Linked DNA regions of Homo sapiens: region 1 is linked to region 2. The links are chromatin contacts, found by Hi-C or POLR2A ChIA-PET in ENCODE. All regions are on one chromosome and are shown on one strand. The core of a region is the stretch at or near the end of the contact, and the rest is flanking DNA. Distances in the headings are between cores, read along the strand shown. Region 1 overlaps CREB5 (cAMP responsive element binding protein 5). Region 2 overlaps CREB5 (cAMP responsive element binding protein 5).

Evidence for each region. Hi-C counts contacts between places; a loop is a spot of excess contacts on that map. ChIA-PET counts read pairs that join two places held with the same protein, here RNA polymerase II (POLR2A). Pooled maps may share reads with other maps.
Region 1: a loop to region 2 is called in a map of OCI-LY7, with 2.5 times the contacts of the local background. The contact joins two enhancer-like sites. A Hi-C loop is called at or near these places in 1 of 168 maps with a recorded cell type or tissue (OCI-LY7), 6 of 37 single-sample maps with no recorded cell type and 5 of 50 pooled maps. POLR2A ChIA-PET finds 5 or more read pairs at or near these places in 1 of 52 experiments (GM12878).

What each region holds. Positions count from the first base shown.
Region 1 is chr7:28,814,026-28,816,813 of GRCh38, forward strand. The region is part of intron 9 of CREB5 (cAMP responsive element binding protein 5); the gene reads left to right. Among named protein-coding and RNA genes, the nearest start is that of TRIL, 140 kb to the right of the region's middle. RefSeq lists an enhancer at 1,755-1,934. Within about 2 kb of position 1,511, at least 3 of the 41 ENCODE cell types and tissues checked have a DNase peak (open chromatin) inside an H3K27ac peak, as active enhancers do; they include OCI-LY7, where a contact is called at or near this core.
Region 2 is chr7:28,572,185-28,574,893 of GRCh38, forward strand. The region is part of intron 5 of CREB5 (cAMP responsive element binding protein 5); the gene reads left to right. Among named protein-coding and RNA genes, the nearest start is that of CREB5, 160 kb to the left of the region's middle. RefSeq lists silencers at 1,007-1,301, 1,876-1,925. Within about 2 kb of position 1,252, at least 4 of the 41 ENCODE cell types and tissues checked have a DNase peak (open chromatin) inside an H3K27ac peak, as active enhancers do; they include OCI-LY7, where a contact is called at or near this core.

The sequences.
Region 1 (2,788 bases), core at 261-2,760, 240 kb after region 2:
TATAAAGCAAGGTAATTCAGAGTAAGAAAATGCCTCCAGAAGGCCTGGTTTTTATTTCCCTACTAGACTTCCAGGCCACATTTGATTTCTTGTATGCATTTTGAAACATTTGCTATCTGGTTGTTCTCTTCCAAAATGAATTCAAGGTGATTCCACTTACGTTCCCTTGAAAAGCGTTTTTACTTAAAATATAGTCTAGTATTTGTGCATTTCCTACACTAATCAGTCTTTCACTATGGAATCCTTAAGATGATTATGCATGTGCACAGCACACAATTCATTCTTCTTTCTCTAGGATAGTGATTCTTGACCTTTCTTAAGCCAAAGGCCCCTTATGAAATATAATGAAGGCTCCGTAGATGCTCTCTCAGTAATATGGACACATAAATGGACATAGAAAATTTTGCTCTAAAATGAAACTATAAATGTTGCTTTGGAATCTGCCCTACTAAGATTTAGAAGCATAAGAGGTGCTAGAACTGGCTCCCTTATGAAAGATAAGACCTGAATTATAAGCATATTTGAGCATATTGAAAGTAGCTAAGTAATGAATAAAAGTCAAGATGGACTCTTTCATTGGATAATTGGGTAATTTGCTTTCTCAATAGAAGGTGACACAGAATTGCTTGTAGAATAAAAAAAAATTCTTTCTGGAAGGAACTTTCTGGAAGTAGTTCAACCATCGTGTTTTATACTTGGTTGGCATGGCAGCTTGGGAACTCAAACCCTATTATTCTCAACTCTCAAGTGAGAGTTCCTTTTCCTACTGGATGCTGCCCCATGAATTTCTATGGCTTATGTGGTTATTAGGCCTTTATTTAGTCCTTGCAGCATCATAGTTATATGTATATGGATAAACAAGAAGCTGATTGCCCTTCTCTACTGAGGACATTAATTGGTGTTCATTTTCCCACAATAACATGGCTAAATAAGTATTAACATGTTACATTAAGAAATATGTCCTGCCAGGCACAGTGGCTCATGCCTGTAATCCCAGCACTTGGGGAGGCTGAGGCTGGAGAATCACTTGAGGCCAGGAGTTCAAGAGCAGCCTGGGCAAAATAGCTACACCCCATCTTTGCAAAACATTTTTTAAAATTAGGTGGGCATTGTGGCACATGTCTCTAGTCCCTGCTACTCAGAAGGCTGAGGTGGGAGGATTGCTTGAGCCCAGGAGGTAGAGGCTGCAGTGAACTATGATGGTGCCACTGTAGTCCAGCCTGGACGACATAGCAAGACCCTGTCTCTATAACAATAAAAAAGAAAAAAAGAATATGTTCATATTCACATATATCTTTAAATGATGGTCAGTTGTCTCAATATTCTCAGGGTTCTGCATTTTTACAGATCCTCACAACACTCAGGCCTTTGGTCTCTGTACTTACAACATATTGCTTTATTAATAAAGTGTTTTGCTGTTCATAGACTAAATGCCACCAAAGTCATATACTTTGTATGGGGTTTTGGTGATAGGCCAGGGCACCACATGTGCTGACTAGTGCTCTTTTTATAGTAAAACAGACTTATGAAAGCAAAAATTTATTGTGAAACTGTTTGGGGCATGCCAAATATCATAGGCAGTTAGCTCTTTGCTAACTGTAGAAACCCAGAGAATAGAATTGAGTGTTTTCTTAGGGAAGGGGCAATGAACACTTTGTGCCTGGGAGATCGAATGCTGCCAAGAAAGGGTTTCATTGCCCAGGACATAGTGGGGGAAGAAATGGAGACTAAATTCAACCTCTCCAAGATGGCCACAGGCAGGGGTGTTTTTTCTTCCAAAAGTATAAGAAAGCAAGAGAACCCAGTTTTGTTTTTAATACTTTTCTTGTTTGTTTTCTAGGTAGAAAAGTGTGGATTCACTAGAAATTAGAACTTGATTCCATTTTCTAAGATCCATTGTCTACATTATCTGCAGCTGAGAGCTTCTACTCAGGGGGCAAGGTGTCTAGCAGTTTCGATTTCAGAAAAGTGTTATTTCTGTAGTCTAAATGCAAATAATATGACATTTCCTTCTGAAGCAAATATATACGCACACACACACACACACACACACACACACATAAACACATCTCTGTTTCCTTTCTTGGTTTTTGTTTGGTTGTTTTTTTTTAACCAGAGATTGCCTTCATTTGATGGTCTAGAAGTGACTTTCTTTTATATGTGCTATTTTGAGCAGAAGGAGAACTGAGAAAAAGAAGGAAGGCCATCTGAATTTAGATAGGTGTAAAGTCAAAGAGGAAGAAGTTAGTGTTTAAGGCTAAAATAAATTGTCCTGTAAGTTATCCCACTGACCTTGGAATTGACAGGGTCACTTTTGGTTTCCACAGAGCCCCTTATCAATCACATTCATTTGGAGTTGGGAGGTACAATTTGCCTTCTTGTATGTTCTGAGATGTAAGAGCAATTTTCTTGTTTGATTAAGTGATTTATTCATCATTAAGGCTAATTTCCCAAATAGTCATTTTTATTTTGTAAAAATAAAGTTTGGAAGAGAAAGGGAATGAGATGAGATTTGTAGATGAGATTTTTATTATTTTGTCATTGTTTTATTTTATTATTTTTGTTATTAATGTTACTCAATATGTGGTTGCTTATAATTTATTTCACCAAGAAATTTAGAAATGGGAGATATTCCTTAAAACAGATTTCAATTTTTTTTAGCGCAACTTCTAGAATCCCAAACATACTTTCCTAGGTGATAAATACATGGCTGAAAAGCCAAGTTCATATTGAAAGTGTAGGTACAACTTAATGACAGCAATGTTAATCGTCCTTTTCGGTGTGCATG
Region 2 (2,709 bases), core at 2-2,501:
TGGGTAATGGGTAATGACCATTTTGTGAGTTTGCTGTGGGTGCGTTTGGTTTTCTATTCAAGAAACAGAACATTAACCTGGCCCTTCGAATGCTCGGCTTTGTTGAAAGGAGTCAATGCTAGGTTGGTAAGTGTCTCTGCTAAAGATTTCTTTTCTTCTCAAATGACCATGAGAGCAAATGTTGCTGCTATCTAAATCAAGAACCCATAGAGTGCTAAGAGGGTGGAGTAGATTCATTAAAGACAGCATCTAAATCTCCAGGGACTTCTCTCAAGTGGCTTGGCTTTCAGCAGACAATTCACAGTTATGCCAGCTAATTATAATTATTTTATTTTTCTTTCAAGGGGAAAAAACATAAAATGTGCTAGAGTTTACTAGCAGTTTTACAGCATTCCTTCCCCCCTGGAGTTCTCCTGCCTCCCTCTCCCTGCCACCCCCCACCAACTACCCTTTTGGAGGCCCTTAGTATTCAGCCATTGTTAGCACAAAGCTGGTCTTTATGAAACAGTCTTTTGAGGGCTAGCAATAAAGTTTAAGATGAGTGCTGACTCTGTTGATAATTTACCCAGCTGGCCCAGGACTGTACATTTGGGTGACATTTGTAGGCTGTGTCACCATGCCTGGATGGAGGCGGGTGTTTCTGTGGTATGGACGCCTTTTGGACACACTCCATCTTCCCATTTATTCTCCAGCCTGGGGTGTTGTGTGTCGCTCCTGGTGTGTTCTAGGAGATAATTGTCACTTTTAGGACTCTGTCTCATTGCCAAGCCCGAGGGAGGCTATTTCTTTTATTCAGATTCCTCCCTGGTGTGTTTGCCATGTTGATTCAAACCCACACATCTTGTCGTTTCCATTTTTCTCCATCCAAAACCTTGCCCGGATGATCCTGGAGACTCAGCAAGAAATAACCCAACCCATCTCACCAGTGGATTCAGTATGAAACTCTAGGTGGTAACATTTGGGGACGGTTGACTCTTTTATTTCTCTCAGGAAAGAGGAAATGAGTACTTATTTGAAAACACGAGTTCCCTCTGGAGACTGTGTCTTTAAATGAGCATTTGAAATTGCAGATAGCTTTTTTTTTACTTTATTTTTTTTGAGGCTGCACAGAACCATATTGTAGTAATATTCTGATTTTTATCACAACCTCAAATATTTAAGTGTCAAAATCTGGCCAAGCCACCTGCAAATGTTTGCCATGGCTACTGGCCAAGAAAAACAGCAAACAGCAATGAAAGTCTTCATTCAGGCTCAGTGCTTAAGCTGCATCCAGCCAGAAAGGCTGGGACCCACCTGTGCCCACGCATAGTGCTCTTGTGCTGCGGCCAGCGGGTGTGTTCATGGCTGAGACTTTGTGGGAGAAGGGGCCACCTGGCTCCTGCTCCCCCCTCTTCCCTTCCCTTCTATCAGTGCTTGGCTGCTGCAGGCAACCCCAAGTTTTCGCTCTTCTCTGTCTCCCTCTTTTCACAGTACAAAATTTAAGCTTGGAGGCTTGAATGTATTGAGAGAGCTATCAACATAAAGGACTTGAAAATGGGAGTAGTGCCAGTTATCAGGGAGGACTTTGGGGACAAAGGGTAGGCATCCTCATAAGCATTTGATTTTCATGCTTTTTGAACAGGCACTGAGCCAAACCAGACCAAAATGAGTGCAAATGCAAAAATCCAAAGAAGTAATGTTAAAAGGAAGTAGACAAACAACACGTGCAACTTCCATTCCATACCACAGCAATCCATACCATGCCCTGCGCTCAATTCTGTGAAAGTAGTGCCATTACCTCAATAGAAACCAGAGGTAAATATAAATATCTCAAATTGCTCTTGTGTGGTTGGGCAGACTAGAAAAACACACAGCTATGGAGAGTGTGGGAGGCATCCCCAAACTAGTGACTACTTGTGCTTAGTCAAACTGGCAGACGCTCTGCCGGGAAGAGTGTCTTTGGCTGATTGATGGTAGCGTTTTCAGAGATAAGTTTCCCAGATGGAAAAAAAGAGTGAGCCATGGGCTGTGGGGAAGACAAGTGAGACAGAAAACAAGCATGTATTAAATAGAGATAAAATCGATCCAGCCTTGAACCAAATATGTGGCAGAATCCAAACAGTATCTCTCCTCCAGTCATTTTTATTAGCTATCATGTAACAGGCTCATTAATTCAGGATCAAGTCAGCAAAGCCTGGGAAAATGGCAGAAGGGTAGGTAGCACTACTGGAAGTTAACACACTCTCTCTGTCTCTTTGTTTCTTATCATCTAAGACATTTTTGTAGGAGTCAATAATCCGTTGAGTAGATGGCTATAATCTTAATAGATCCCAGCTTTCTTAACTAAGTTGATTCTTCTTTATGGATAAGTGATAGTATATAATTTACACTCAGTAATTCTTCAGGAGAGCAATGAAGATAATATGGAATTTGGAGTTCTACAAGAATGGATATCAGTACAGAGCTCTGACGGGTTATGGGAGACGCTTCCAAAATATTCTACATATTTTTTTCTTACCTTTTACTTCTTTGTAGGGCACTGGCCAAATATATCTAACATTAGAATATACAAATGTGGAGTATTCTGGTTAAGAGAATGAATTGGCCAGCTGCATCAGGAAACTCAGAAATATGTTCAACAGAATGCATATATGAAGACATTTACGTAAAAAAACCCTCCCTGATTTTACACCAATTTTAATCCTGGAACATATATTTCCACATGATGCG